Linked DNA regions of Homo sapiens: region 1 is linked to region 2. Evidence: read pairs that join two places in POLR2A ChIA-PET (ENCODE). Cell type or tissue: MCF 10A. All regions are shown on one strand. Each heading gives the region's core, and the rest is flanking DNA. Links, peaks and the distances in the headings are about the cores only.

Region 1 (7,083 bases), core at 1,579-4,078, 55 kb after region 2:
TATTTTAATTAACTTCTCCATAAAAATGTCTTAAAAGTCACGTTTCATTTTTTCTTATGAATTTGCTTGGAGAATAAAACATAAAATAATAATGACTTTCATTTGGGACAGAATCTTCCATAGCCAATAAAAAGTTTATATATGTCAGAGTACTTATGGGCATTTAGGATGAACTATATGCTAAAAGGATTAATGCCACACTTGTTTTCTAATAATTTTAGATCTTCTGCTTAATGTTAAGATATACAAGCTCACATTGAGGTATGTGTTTGTTTAAAAGCATCTCTAGTGATGTCAAAGTGATTATGGTAATAGTGTTAGTGAACTTTTGCTTTTTTGGCTGGACCACTGTGAATCAACAAAGCAAAAGAGAAAGGGGAAAAAAAAAGAAACAGACAGAGGTCATGTCTGAGAGTAGCTAATGGATGCTTTTGGTTTAATGATCTCTAAAATGTATTTTTTAATGCTCCTTAGAATTCAAAGAAACTTCTCCATTAGATTAACTGTTTTAATCACTGGGAACACTGATATTCTCCAGATGGCCAATCACATTTGTTTTTGGCTTCTGCTATGTATTTTCATATCTGAATCTCTACAAAATCTGGGCAATCCAATATAGAACTCTTTGACTCTTTCTGTATGAAATAAAGGGGATCATTGTTATATGTCTTTCTTGGATCTGGATAATGATGTTTTGCCATCTGATGTTTACTGGCAGTATTCAGCAAATTTGCCCTTAAGTATTGATTTATAATAATGCATGCTTTCCTATCAAAAAAATTTTTAGGTACATGTCTGTGTGCACATGTGTGAGTTTTATCTATATTAATGTGAACTCAAAAGAAAAACACAAATTTTATTTCAGTTAATGTTATGTTTCCATGGTAAAGAAAAAACCTATAGAGATATACCCTAAAAAACTCTTAAGAGTTTCTTTCTGTAATGTGGGTCATATAGAAAATACTTCACAGATCTTTGTCCAATTGATAGGCATTAAAGCTATACTTCAGCTGAACTGACAGGTGAACTGTCAAAATTTTTCTCTTTCTTTTCCTTTTTTTCCCCTTCTTTTAAAAATTATTAGATGTGAGCTATTAGCAGATCAACTCTAGACAAAAGTATCAGGGAGATGCCTCTTGACATCTTGACTCTTCAACATTTTTTTCTTTTTTTGACACCAAGCTTCCAACCAGAATCTAAGTTTTCCTTATATAATCCCTGAGTATAAATAAACTACTTATGCTAGAAAATTTACATAATTTAAAAAGGAGCTTATAAAGAGATGTTTAGATGTATGTAATGTTTAAACATATAAATACACACACCGCCCCCCATGCAAGGGCCATTCTCAAAAAAATGTATTGCTTATATTACCTACCTACCTTCCTATAGAGTACCTTGGTGAAAAATAGAGTTGGGATGTAAAGCCTTCCTTAGATCTATAAAAGTACCCAATATAGGGTCTCTGCCCACTGATAGGAATGATTCTTAAAGGGGATCTATTGTATGAAAGCCTTTAAATTGTTTTATTATAAGTAGAATAAAAACTATAGGAAATTGGGGAAGATTAAATTACCAGAAACTATTTGCAGAGCCCAGCGCTGAAGAAAACACCATGGTGCATAAGCCTTGATTAAAGTTATTAAATAAATTTGAGGAGTAAAAGAATGGTGTAAATTCACTGAAACATGTATATTAGAGGTGAAATGACCATAATAGTGTTTGCATAATGGTTTAAAATTTGGATATTCATATCAACAATGTTCCTAATGATATGGGTTCTCTCTCTTTTTTTATTAGCATGCTTGTTATCTGTAAGAATACAAAATTATCAATTTAATTTTTAAAACAATTTTAAGCTTCTTTAAATTATAATTAACAATTAGGATTTGTATATAGTTAAGGTTCACAAGTTTTTTTTTGATGCATGTATGCATTGTGAAATTATTATCACAATCAAGCTAGTTAACATGTTCATCTCTCAGCTACTATTTTCTTTTCTTTTGATTTAAATTTGTGATAACACTTAAGATCTAGTCTCTCAGCAAATTTCAAGCATGTACTGTTATTAATGGTAGTACTACCATACTGTACATTAGATCTCCAGAACTCATTTAGCTTGCATAACTGAAACTTTATACCCTTTGATCATCATCTCTCCTCTCTCCATCTCCTCCTTCTCCACTGCCACTGTCAACTCTCATTCTGCTTTCTACTGCTATAAGTTTGACTATTTTACATTCCAAATATAAGTGAGGTCATTCAATATTTGTTGTTCTGTGTCTGGCTTATTTTACTTAGCACAATGCCATCCAGGTTCATTCATATTGTTTCAAATAGCAATAGTTCCTTCAAATTTAAGGCTGAATAATATTTTGTTGTCTAAATATACCACATTTTCTATATCAGTTTGTTAATATTCAAAATATGTAAGGAACTCTTAAAATTCCATAGCAAAAAAAAATTAAATAACAGTTTAAAAATGAGCAAAGGTGGCATGGTGGCTCACGCCTATAATTCCGGCACTTTGGGAGGCCGAGGCAGGCAGATCACCTGAGGTCAGGAGTTCGACCAGCCTGGACAATATGTGAAACCCTGTCTCTACTAAAAATAAAAAAATTAGCTGGGCGGGGTTTCGGGTGCCTATAAGCCCAGCTACTCGGGAGACTGAGGCAGGAGAATCTCTTGAACCCAGGAGGCAGAGGTTGCCATGAGCCGAGATCATGCCACTGCACTCCAGCCTGGGTGACAGAGGGAGACTCCTTCTCAAAATAAATAAATAAATAAATGAAAATAAATAAAAGATAAAATGAGCAAAGGACCTAAGTAGATATTTTTTCTAAAGAAGACATACAAATGGCCAACAAGTATATGAAACGGTGCTCAACATCAGGGAAATGCAGATAAAATCCAGAATTCTTATTTTCCAATCACAGCCAATCACTCTAAAAGACATTGATATTTGCTGAACAGTTTTCAATAATCAATATTGATATCTTCAATATAGAAAAATTAAAATGTACTTAACACACCCCTAGTAATATATTGGCCGTGGTCATGAACACTCATTTATTTCAGGCAGCCAGGGTTTCAAATTATATAATTGCAATGACCTAATTAATACAATGACCTAATTAAGCTCAATGATAGGATTTAATCAAATTAAAGGATTTCATGCATTTCTTCATTCTTGCTAAAATTACCAAGTGATGACAAAGTTTTATTCATGCAGTGAATATAGAACAGAATAAAAAGTAAAAGGCAAAGAAGAGAAAAGAAAGTCAGGATGGTGTTCTGTAAATAGTGTGTGATATCTGAGGATGCCAGTATTTAGGGCTTGGCTTTCTCAGCCTCTTTATAGGAAGATGGACCTCAAAATTATTCGACTCTAAAAGGCCGAAAAGAGCCACCATATATGTACATGTCCTTCATGTGGGCAAAACCACTGCAGTTTGTTGAGATTAAAAGAAACAAACAAACAAAAAAACGCACTCTTGACAAATGGTGAAATTTTATGAGCTCCAAAGCTCATAAAATAAAATTAATCCATGGAAACCTTAATGTTAGGAAGGGATTGGGATTTTATATATTAATGAGTGTTTGTTTTTTTTTGTCGAGACCACATGGAAGTTTGAAAGATAGTATATCCATGTTTTATCTTAAAATCACATATTAGAATATACATTTTAATGATAAAATAAGATATACTATAGAGGAAAAAGAAAGAAGGAACTGTTTTCACAAGGCCACTATTTTATCTAGTTGATTAAATAATATTCTTACTCTTTCACAGAAAAAAGTATTTATCTTCTCTTTAACATTTTTAGAAAAAAATATAAAAGGTGTAAACTTTGTGATTAGACTGTCATTTCCATACATAGCATTTTTAACAAAATTACTAAGATAAATCTTCATAAAAGCAAAAATACGTTTTTTTCCTGAATGCTATTGTCTTGAGATATTTCAGGAAACATCTAAAACATCACTAAAATATAAATCAATGTCCAAAAAGAAAGAAGAAAATAATTTGGAGGTTATCGGTCAAAACTGTGTCTTGTTTTAACAATCACAGACTTGCTAGAAGAACCAAAACAAGAAAGCAGAGATAACCTTTGATTCTAAAACAGATAAAAGAAACATTTCTAATTATTCTAACTCACACAATTTTTAACTCTCAAAAAATTGGCACATGTGTACTTACTGAATTAAACAATGTTTTAATCTCAAGTTGCTTCAACACTTTTCATTGTAAAAAATCATCTGCTTTATCAGTCATCACTGTGAAATTTTGAGAAGATTTAAGTAAAATATTAGCTTTAAAGTATTCAGATACCGTATTTTTAATAATCTGCCAGCTTGGTTATTTCTGATGGATTTTCCATCACAGTCAATCTGTGTTCCCTTACTTTATTTCTAGCCGGAGCCAAATATTAAACAATGACACTATATATCTTTCTGTACAATTTGCCAGTTTGGGTTACTGTGGAACCTAGGTGCTCCTGAATTGTCCTTGTGAATCACCACTCTTCCGAGAAAAGACTGAACAAAGAAATGATTTATTTACTGAAACATCAATGTATTTTTTAAGCTACATAACTCAAGGATGTTTTACCCAAGATAGAAAAGGCTTTTTGCAGGGATCAAAGTGGTGGTATCTTTAAATAAAAATAGGAGCCATTAAACCATTTTAGGAAATGTTATAATTATTAAGAAAATAAAATTGTATTAAAAGTTTTCTACAGGCTTTTATATTTAAAAGTAGTCTTTGTCAAAATAGTTTTGGAAAGCCACTTTCATCCTGCTATTTTGCAAGTTTTCTGTATTTCAGGTGCATGGTCTCTAGAATGGGTTGCTGCTTGGCCTAAATTAATTCAAATGTAACTTAGAGATAATTATATGATATATCTTGCAACCTAATGGGAAATAAAAATAATTACCTTGTATAATACTATCTGACTCAAATAATTGGGATGAGTTCATTGAAATTTCCAAATTTGAGGTGCTTTGAATAGCATAGACTCCCAGAGTATGCAGTGTAAAGAATTCTAAGTGAGATATGTTTGTCCACTTTTGTATTTAACTCTTCATAACTTTCACATTTCTTAATGAGGCTGTTCTTTTTCAAGTGCTGTTCTTTCCAGTAACCAAATCCTCTTTGGGGTTTTCCTATTGTCTTAATTAAAGATACTGTATTTGATTGATTTAATTATCTCTCTGCATCATAAAATTTATAGTATTATTTGTATAGACATCTTTAGGAGTCATTCAGTGTAATTTTAAAAATAAGTGCTTGACATATTTAATTTGTGATGCCATTGATTTTACCATTATAAAATATACCAAAGTATACAAAATGTATATACATAGCAATTAAATAATGATAGCACTCAATTATGCATTCATAGACATTCTCTTGTGCTGTGTTATTAAAGAAAATTAAAGGCCTGGCGCAGTGGCTCACGCCTGTAAATCCAGCATTTTGGGAGGCTGAGGTGGGCAGATCACCTGAAGTCGGGAGTTCGAGACCACCCTGACCAACATGGAGAAACCCCATCTCTACTAAAAATACAAAATTAGCTGGGCATGGTGGCGCATGCCTGTAATCCCAGCTACTCGGGAGGCTGAGGCAGGATAATTGCTTGAACTCGGGAAGGGGAGGTTGCTATGAGCCGAGATCATGCCACTGCACTCCAGCCTGGGCAACAAGAGCAAAATTCTGTCAAAAAAATAAATAAATAAATTATAAAATTTTGAGCTCCAATATTTAGTTTATAAATACATGAATGAAGTCATAATTAAAAACTATATGCTATCATATGTAGTTATATGTACATTTATATAAAATATATAATATATATGAATTAATAAGATTACGTTAATAACTAAGTATAGTGTGTTCTGTTATAAAGTTCTTTAATTATGGGCATATAAATAGGACCTAACTTATAATATATTCTGCTCATATATTTAAATATATTAAATAAATTCTGCTCATATATTTAAAGATATTAGCCAGATTAGTCCAGTGATTCCTTTTCTACTTAGGTCCTATCACTTGGAAATTCTCCCCTCATCCCCGATTTTTTTTTTACTTATTGTTTTCTCACAACCTTTTGCTAAGTGACTCCTGGAACATGATACGTTGCTTTATAGTTTATCCTAATGCTGCTCCAGTTCAATTTCTACACTGATAAGGCTAAGTGAGATGAATGGAACAAATGGATCCATTCCACTTGTTGGATCTATTGCCATTTTGCCTACCAATTTTCCGTTTTGACTACCAATTAAAACCCTAAAAGCTGAGGAGATGTTTTTGACTGCAAAGCAGTCTTCTTATCCTGGAAGTTGGAATGTCAATATCCCTACCTAATACTTTCCTTAGTTAGGTCATCACTGCTTTATTGGTCATCACTGTGAAGTCAATTTTGCGAGGATTTAAATAAAATGTTAGCTTAAGACTATTAGATATCATATTTTTAATAATCTGCCAGCTTGGTTGTTTCTGATGGATTTTCCATCACAGTCAACTTGTGTTCCCTTACTTTATTTCCAGCTGGAGCCAAATATTAAACATTATCATAGTTAGAATGAAATGAAATAATGTCATCAGCGTATTAGCACCTATTAAGAACCCTTCAAAAAAGCTGTTATTATTATTATTTTATTCTACTAAGTTATATGCATTTTAAGTGTTCTTATAATTGAATAATTCAATAATTAGGTATAATTATGAAGAACTTCAAAGATTAAAATTACTTTCAGTATTATATTCTTCCCCATGGAGATTATACTTTGTGGCTCAATCATCTATTTTAAAAGTTAGCTTTTGTAAAACCACCTATTACATAATTTGGTAGGTACGTATAAATGCAAATTATCAAACCATTACTGTAAAAACTATGTTGAACTTATATTTTCAAAATGTGTCTTTGTAAACTTACCATGTTAGCTATTGATTTCAAAACCATAAATATGTATTTAAATAAGCTCTTAATCAGGCTAAAGTTACAGCAGAAATATTGCATCATCTAGCACAACTTTAGAAACTCTCCCTTGGCAGTAATTGTCCCTGCCTCCCTTTGG
Region 2 (7,083 bases), core at 1,552-4,051:
TCTGTAAACGTGATAAAACCAAAATTGGTCCAACATATCTTCCTAAGTAGAATAGACAAATAAGCATTTGAGACTAATGTAGATGTTTCAGTGTACCTAATTCATTGATATTATAAAAGTTAGTAACACCCTGCTTGGGGGAATATCTGTTCTATGAATGAATAGTAATCTGCCCACATAGTTTTCACTTACATAAAATAATTAATTATGTGATTTGATTTTTGTGTGAAGCTTCAAGAATATATATAAATAGATAAAAAATATAAATAATATATATTCTTAGAAATATGTATGATTAAGAATATGTATGTGTACATATAAATGGTGGGTTGCTATCTTGGTTTGGCAAAAAATAAGAATGTTATATAGATGACTGAAAAAGTAACAATTTTGGTAAATCCAAAGAAAGGTGAAAATTCCTCATGATTAATTCTTAGCCTTAGAATTATAAAGAGGTGGAGCTGAGAGACCTAAGTGAGCCTGTAGTATGAGAGTTCTGATATCAATTTGGGGGCACATGGCTAAGACATTAAGAACTAGGTAAAATTTTGAGGTAAAATTATATAGCTTATCTGAGTTAGTTTCTCTCCAAATTTTGCAGTTTTACATATCTGGTTTATGTAGTATTTTTGTACAGCAAGATGAGAAGATTCCAAAGAAAGGGATGTTGAAGTTGAGAGTCGACTACCCAAATGAAACAACCAGAAAACGTTGACCATTTCAGTAGACAAACAGGATGATTAAGATTTGGATACATAGAGAAGGAACAAATAGAAGCAGCCCTTGGAACAGCATGGGCAAACCCAGAGGCCATGCACTTCCATATTTCAGGAAACATTGAATCCAGTGTGGATAGGATTAATAGAAGACAAGATGGGAAAGTGTATAGGAGTTTAACTTCAGAGCTATTGAACATTGTGTTAGATAATCTGGACTTTATGCTACATCAACATGATGTCATCTGAGCCTTGATGAAGGTATAGGGAGAATCCATGAACATAGTTTGATCTGGCAGAGAGCAGTATGGAAGATAAGTAGTGGAAAGGGACTAGGTGGAGGCCAACGGATTAGGGCCAGTAATGCCATTTTAATAGACTGAAATCACAGGGAGTGTAAGAGCTGGGATTAGTAGGAGAGGGTCATGATTGTGAGAGGTTTCAGACTTTTAAAGCCTGCTGAAAGTCCTGGTTGTGTTGTTCTTTATTTAGTTGGAAATGCATTGTTTTGGAATTTAGAACCAGGGCCATGGTTAACCTGAGATAAGAAGAAATGGGTTTAATGTGTGTATATGGTAGCCATAAGCCATGGAAGGAGCACAGAGTAAAAACATTTAAAGGTGAGTTTTTGATGAACACCTCCACTTAAAGAAGTAGAAAATGAAGAGTGAGTGAAGGAGGCCAATAAGGGTGAATGTTAATGAGAAATTTAGAAGGAAACCTACAAAAATAGGACAATGTGACTGTCAGGTTTTAACCTGAGCTGGGGTCCAAAGGGAGTTGATGGACAGGTGGTGGGTAATTGAAAGAACACTCAGGGGGTGAAGGGGCATAGGCAGGTGGGACATGGCTTTATTATACGCTGTCCCTCACAGTGTCAGTGATACATTTATGCACTTCACAGACAACAGTGGCTCAGAGTCAGGTGATGAGCCGACTCATAACATGGTAGCATAACTGTGATTATATAATGCATGGGATTGTGCACCTGCGCTCTAATCCTGCTGCATCATGCTGTAACAGATGTTTACCTTGGCCTACTCTTGACTGCCGCACAGCCATTTTCCTTACACTCCACCCCCTAGGCTGAGGGGGTCCTCTTAGTGGGGAAACTTGCCCACACGGTGGCACCCTGGACCCATAGGCCACAGCAGTAATACAAGAAGCAACAACCTACTACTAATATCCCTGTTACGCTCCCCATGATTATCAGGGCCCAACGTAGGCCAGAGCTCAGGGATGCCCACCATCTCTGTGGGGGGTCATTAGTAAGGCTCTCAACTGCTTCAACCTCCTGTGCCATCTCTTGCAAGGCTGCTATTATGTTTTGTTGATTTTCTGGAATAAATGTACAACATTGTGTCCCTATAAGGGCACAGATGCCACCTTGGGCAGCTTACTATATCTAAGGCCATCCAGTTTTGCAGCACCATCTTTCATCTTTCTGGTTTGATCAACCTCATTGGTTAACAGGAGGAGGGTGACTTGGGTGTAATTCAGGGGCCAAGCTGTGTGCTCTGCAAGGGCTGTAACCTGTGTTTCTACAGTAATGACACCTGCTCCAGGGATGGTCAAAGCTAAGGGGTAGAGCCACCAAGGGGCTTGCAGCACTTGCAAAAAGTGGGAACGTAGCACCTCCCAGTTGTGTGGGCATCTAGGCAATGTGGGAAGCACAGTGGCAGGCACAAAGGCCATCCCCAGGTACAAGGGCCAGTCCAGTTCACTGGTGCATATGGCCATTCCATGTCTCCACAGACCCATAAACTCCCAGGGGGCACAAAGTCCATTGGAGCTTGACGTTGATGAGGCCACCTATTCCACTACACCCTTGGTGTGGTGATATATGTTATATTTGTGCAGGCTATGGTGGGCAAATACCCCATGTTGACACCATCCCATTGTTGCTGTATACATCGTGGTACCTGTGGGGTGGGGGCACTATGTGTTCCCCTGCTAACCAGCCCCATTCATCATAGACATTACAGGTCAGCCAGGGGTTGAGCATGTCATAGGTTTTGCCATGCCCCCTATCCAAAGTTTACCATTTCACATTCCAGGCATCGCCCATGGGACCCCAAGTCTCTAGCCATGTCCAGTTCTCCATAGAAGCTAAGTGTATGTGGCAGGGCAAGCCGTCCATAGCTGCTGCTGGAAGGGTGGTGCAGATCCTACAGTTGGAAAGATTAGTCACCTCAGCATAGGTGTGGGCCCATTTCACAATGCTTTTGCAGCATGTCAATCTATGGTCGAAACGACAAAGCAGGCACAGGTACTAACAAGGATGAATCATGCCCTTCAGGCAAAATACAGGCTAACCATTCATTTCTGGTAGCTGCCAGTGGCTTCTGCCCAGGGTGGTGCTCCCCATGGTTCCTTTGGGTCCTCTATCTGTGCTAAAGTTACTGGGGAGCTCATATTAGGCCACACAGATGGTACAGATGTCCCACAGAGGAGGGTTCCTTCCCTGGCCATTCCCCTATGAACAGTCATTCACGGAGGCCATATATTAAATACCCAAGGAGTGACATGTAAATCACACAGTAGGCCCTCCCCCCTGGGGCTATGGTAGCCAACCATCTGCAATGGGCCTTCGAGAGTCCATGGCCAAAGCCAGGTTTTTTGTTATCCTGCCTTTAGGTGCATTGAGGCAGGCAACAGCAGATTACCATTCGTCCCCATATCTAGTGAGAGGAGGTCATCCTTGGTGTCTGTATCTGTAACTGAATGGAGGCAGTGGCCCAGTGTAGAAGTGCCCCACTGGGGCTGGGCCACCTTTCTGTGGCTGTTCATTCAAGGTTTGGAGCATCAGGTCCAACCTTGAACTACAGCCCCACAAAGGCAGGAGAATAACATGCAAATGTAATTCATTTTCCATAAGTCTTGCCACATGGCGTGGCTCCAAATGAGTTGGTGACCAACTAGCCAATTCGGTAATTTCCAGGTAGTTAACCACAAGATTGGGCCCTGGTAAACTGCCCATCTATTGGTGCAGATTGCCATAGGTGTCTCCTTCTTGGTGATCACCATCCACACTGCTCTGAGTTCAGCCCACTGACTACTTTGTCCACACCTGATAACAAATCATATGGTGTCAGTACTAGGCTGGACCGCAACAGCAGTCCAGGAAGCAGTCGCACCCTGGCTGGACCCATCCATATGCCATGCCCCATCGGGAATGGGGGGGTGCCCCTCTCCTACAGAGTCAGCAGTACAGTTATGTTTTTCACTTTCACTGACTGGCCTCCATAGCCGTCTATGTATGCAGCCTTGCCTGGAAACTTATCTAGGTTCCCATAGACGAGGCTACACTCTGCACCAGCATTTACCAATGCCAACACTGGGGAGAGTGGATTGCCAGTTCCACATATGGCCTCTGGTCATCTGGTTTCCCCCCAAGCCAGGCACCTTGGCCAGTTCCCTAATCAAACACAAAAGGCTCTTTACCTCCACCCACCTTCAAGTAGTCTTTGAGCTGGAGCATCCTGGTGGAACTGGGTCGAGCAACATCATCCTGCCCCGTCTTGGGCATTTTCTGGAATTGCTGCTCTGGGGACAATTGCCTCCACAAAGTTAACAGCACTTCACTGGGTTGCCTATCAGTTTTATCTCGGTCAACCCCAGCCCAAATCAAGTCAATTCCCATCTGTGTGCAGGTCACCCACTGGGGCGGTTTTTTGTCCCACGAGGTGGCCCCTGTGGAAGGGGTACCTTCCCCTTTTTTATGGCACAAAGTCCCTGGTCCTGCCAATGGCCCTCTGCTTCTCTGAGGGCCACCATGGCAGTAGTCATCTCATGTATGCAGTGCCCCATGTACAGAGTAAGGACAGTGGCCAGAGAGCCGAAAGCACTCAGGGGTGCAGAGCTCAACACAAGTTCCCTCATGTGGGAGGGAAAGCATTCAACATATGGCCCTCAGGTATTTAAATCAAACAAAACTTGCCACATACCCATTTCCTGAATTACCTGCACCAGCTCTGCATATGAATGCCATTTACTCACAGTTTTTGGTATTTCTCTGGCATTGTTCCATACCATTCTATGACAGCCATCAGCCATTCAGTCAGGGTGTGGTCGCCTCGCCCCTGTGTTAACCGCCTGCTCACCTGCAATCGCTGTTGGAGGGATGGGTCATAATGGAGGCCAACTTTTCCATTTCAGAGGCAGAGCAGACAATACCATCAGCTCCCTCATCCAAAAGGCAAAGCATCCAGGTAGATAGGGGTTCCCCCATGCACTGCTGACACTGTTTACCTAATTTATGCAAGTCAGTTGGGGTATAGGCACTGTATGACATGTGCTCCACCACAGTAGGAGGTCCCTGAACCCCCACGCCCTGGGGCCCCAGTGGCTGTTCCTGCTCTATTTTCTGACGGACCACTGGGTGAGCCTGCAGTGGAGGTTCTTCCTCCTTGGTATCAGACCTGGCGGGGGTCTCTGACTGGGATGGCTGGCCCAGGCCCACACTAGTGGCAGGCCCTAATTCTCGTTTCAAGCTGTATGTCCGGATCTCCAGGCGCTCTGCTTGACCCTGGAGGTCCCTTACCTGAGCTGTATCCCTCAGGGACTGAGTGTGCACTTCCTGTAGCACAGTCAAAAACGCCCATCCAACTCTGCCGGCAAAGGCTCGCTCCTTTTCAGTGCTCTGTGCTTCAAAGTGCTTCAGCGCCTTCTCCATGGTCATGGGAGACCCGTCCACCATCACCCGTGTTTTCACCGGGGCCCATCTGAGCAGGAAGGCTGCCACAAGGTAACACAACCCATGCTGAGACCACATAGCTGACCCAGGACCATCAGGGGCTGAGGACTCACTCACCTCGGAATCCTGTTGACTACGCCAATTATCAGGTTCCAACCTGAGCTGGGGTCCAAGGGGAGTGGGTGAATGGATGGCAGGTAGTTGAAACAACACTCGGGGGGCCGTAGGCAGGTGGGACATGGCTTTATTATGCACCACCCCTCACAGTGTCAGTGATACATTTATGCACTTCATAGACAATAGTGGCTCAGAGCCAGGTGGTGAGCCCACTCATAACATGGTTACATAACTGTGGTTATATAATGCAAGGGATTGTGCACCTGTGCTCCAACCCTGCTGTGTCATGCTATGCCAGATGTTTACCTTGGCCTACTCTTGACTGCTGCACAGCCATTTTCCTTACAGCGACAGAAGATAACATTAAAGGGAATGTTAAGGAAAGACCATCAATAGTTTCAAAGGCTACCAAAATTAGATCTGAAAAAATTCTAGTGCCAGAAAATTAGTTTATATTCAAATATTGAGAGACAGTGTATATAACTTACTAGGTAAGAGTAGATTCAGGAGTGTGTTGTCTGTTTCTGCCACTTACCGGCTATGTGATTTGGTAGTTATGTCATGCCTAGCCTCAGTTTTCTCATCTGTAAAATTGGAGTGATAATAGTGGCCACTTCATGAATACATCATGAGTATTAAATGAATTAATATTTGTGAAATGCTTAGCCGGTATCTGTAACATAGACCTATCTAACTGTATCTCTGTAACTATCATATATCTCACATGTTCTGGATATCTAGCTATCATTTATCTATCTATCTATCTATCTATCTATCTATCTATCTATCTATATCATCTATCTATCTATATCATCTATCTATCTATCTATCTATCTATCTATCTATCTATCTATCTATCTGTCATTCCAGATAAATATATGTGTATCTTATATAATTATGGCTTAATGAAAAAAAGCATTTTTCATTGAAATAATCTATTATAAATATAGATATTGGTAGGAAGATGTGGTTACAAACCCAGGTATAATTTTACTCCAAAGCTTGTATTCTGTTCTCCAGGAAAACACTGTCCAATGTTTGCTTACAGTTTTGTTAGCACAGCCAACAATCACAGTATTGTTTGAGAACATAAACCAGCTCAGATTGAGAAATTAGAGACAGTGATAGGATATTGAAGCTTGACAATTGTCAAAAAAGTATTGCTAGTAAATGACAAAGTAAATATTCATATCTGAATCTAAAAGAACACAACCCTTGAGTTGTTTTCATTGCACCATGTTGCCTACCTAGAAAAGAAAGGTGGGTAGAAAGCAAACTTAAAAGTTAAAGGTGAAAGAATCAGTCATACCTTAAGTAAATATTGGAGAGACAAGATGCTTTGGATGATTGTCTTCATCAGTATGTGAATTCATGTATTATGTATCTTTTTATATCCCAAAGAACTACAATGATAATTGTACAGTTGATGTAATTGAATTGGAATTAACCCCCCACTTCTGTAGCTTAGACTTGGAGGAAAATGATTATAGAGTTTTATCAGTTTATTCCTTTTCTCTTTGAATATCAGCAAGCTCTATAAATTTTCATGTACAT

Evidence for each region. ChIA-PET counts read pairs that join two places held together with the same protein. Peaks named below come from ENCODE experiments on the same cell type or tissue, not always from the same donor. Only the 100,000 strongest peaks of a DNase experiment are listed, where the experiment ranks them.
Region 1: POLR2A ChIA-PET joins it to region 2 with 6 read pairs; 2 of 35 experiments call an interaction of 5 or more read pairs at or near these places.

Annotation. Positions count from the first base shown.
Region 1 is chr4:61,478,015-61,485,097 of GRCh38, forward strand. All of the region lies in intron 2 of ADGRL3 (adhesion G protein-coupled receptor L3), which reads left to right. Among named protein-coding and RNA genes, the nearest start is that of ADGRL3, 280 kb to the left of the region's middle. In MCF 10A, for the core only: no CTCF peak of the experiment used is centred there; no DNase peak of the experiment used is centred there.
Region 2 is chr4:61,422,554-61,429,636 of GRCh38, forward strand. All of the region lies in intron 2 of ADGRL3 (adhesion G protein-coupled receptor L3), which reads left to right. Among named protein-coding and RNA genes, the nearest start is that of ADGRL3, 230 kb to the left of the region's middle. In MCF 10A, for the core only: no CTCF peak of the experiment used is centred there; a DNase peak (open chromatin) is centred at 2,978.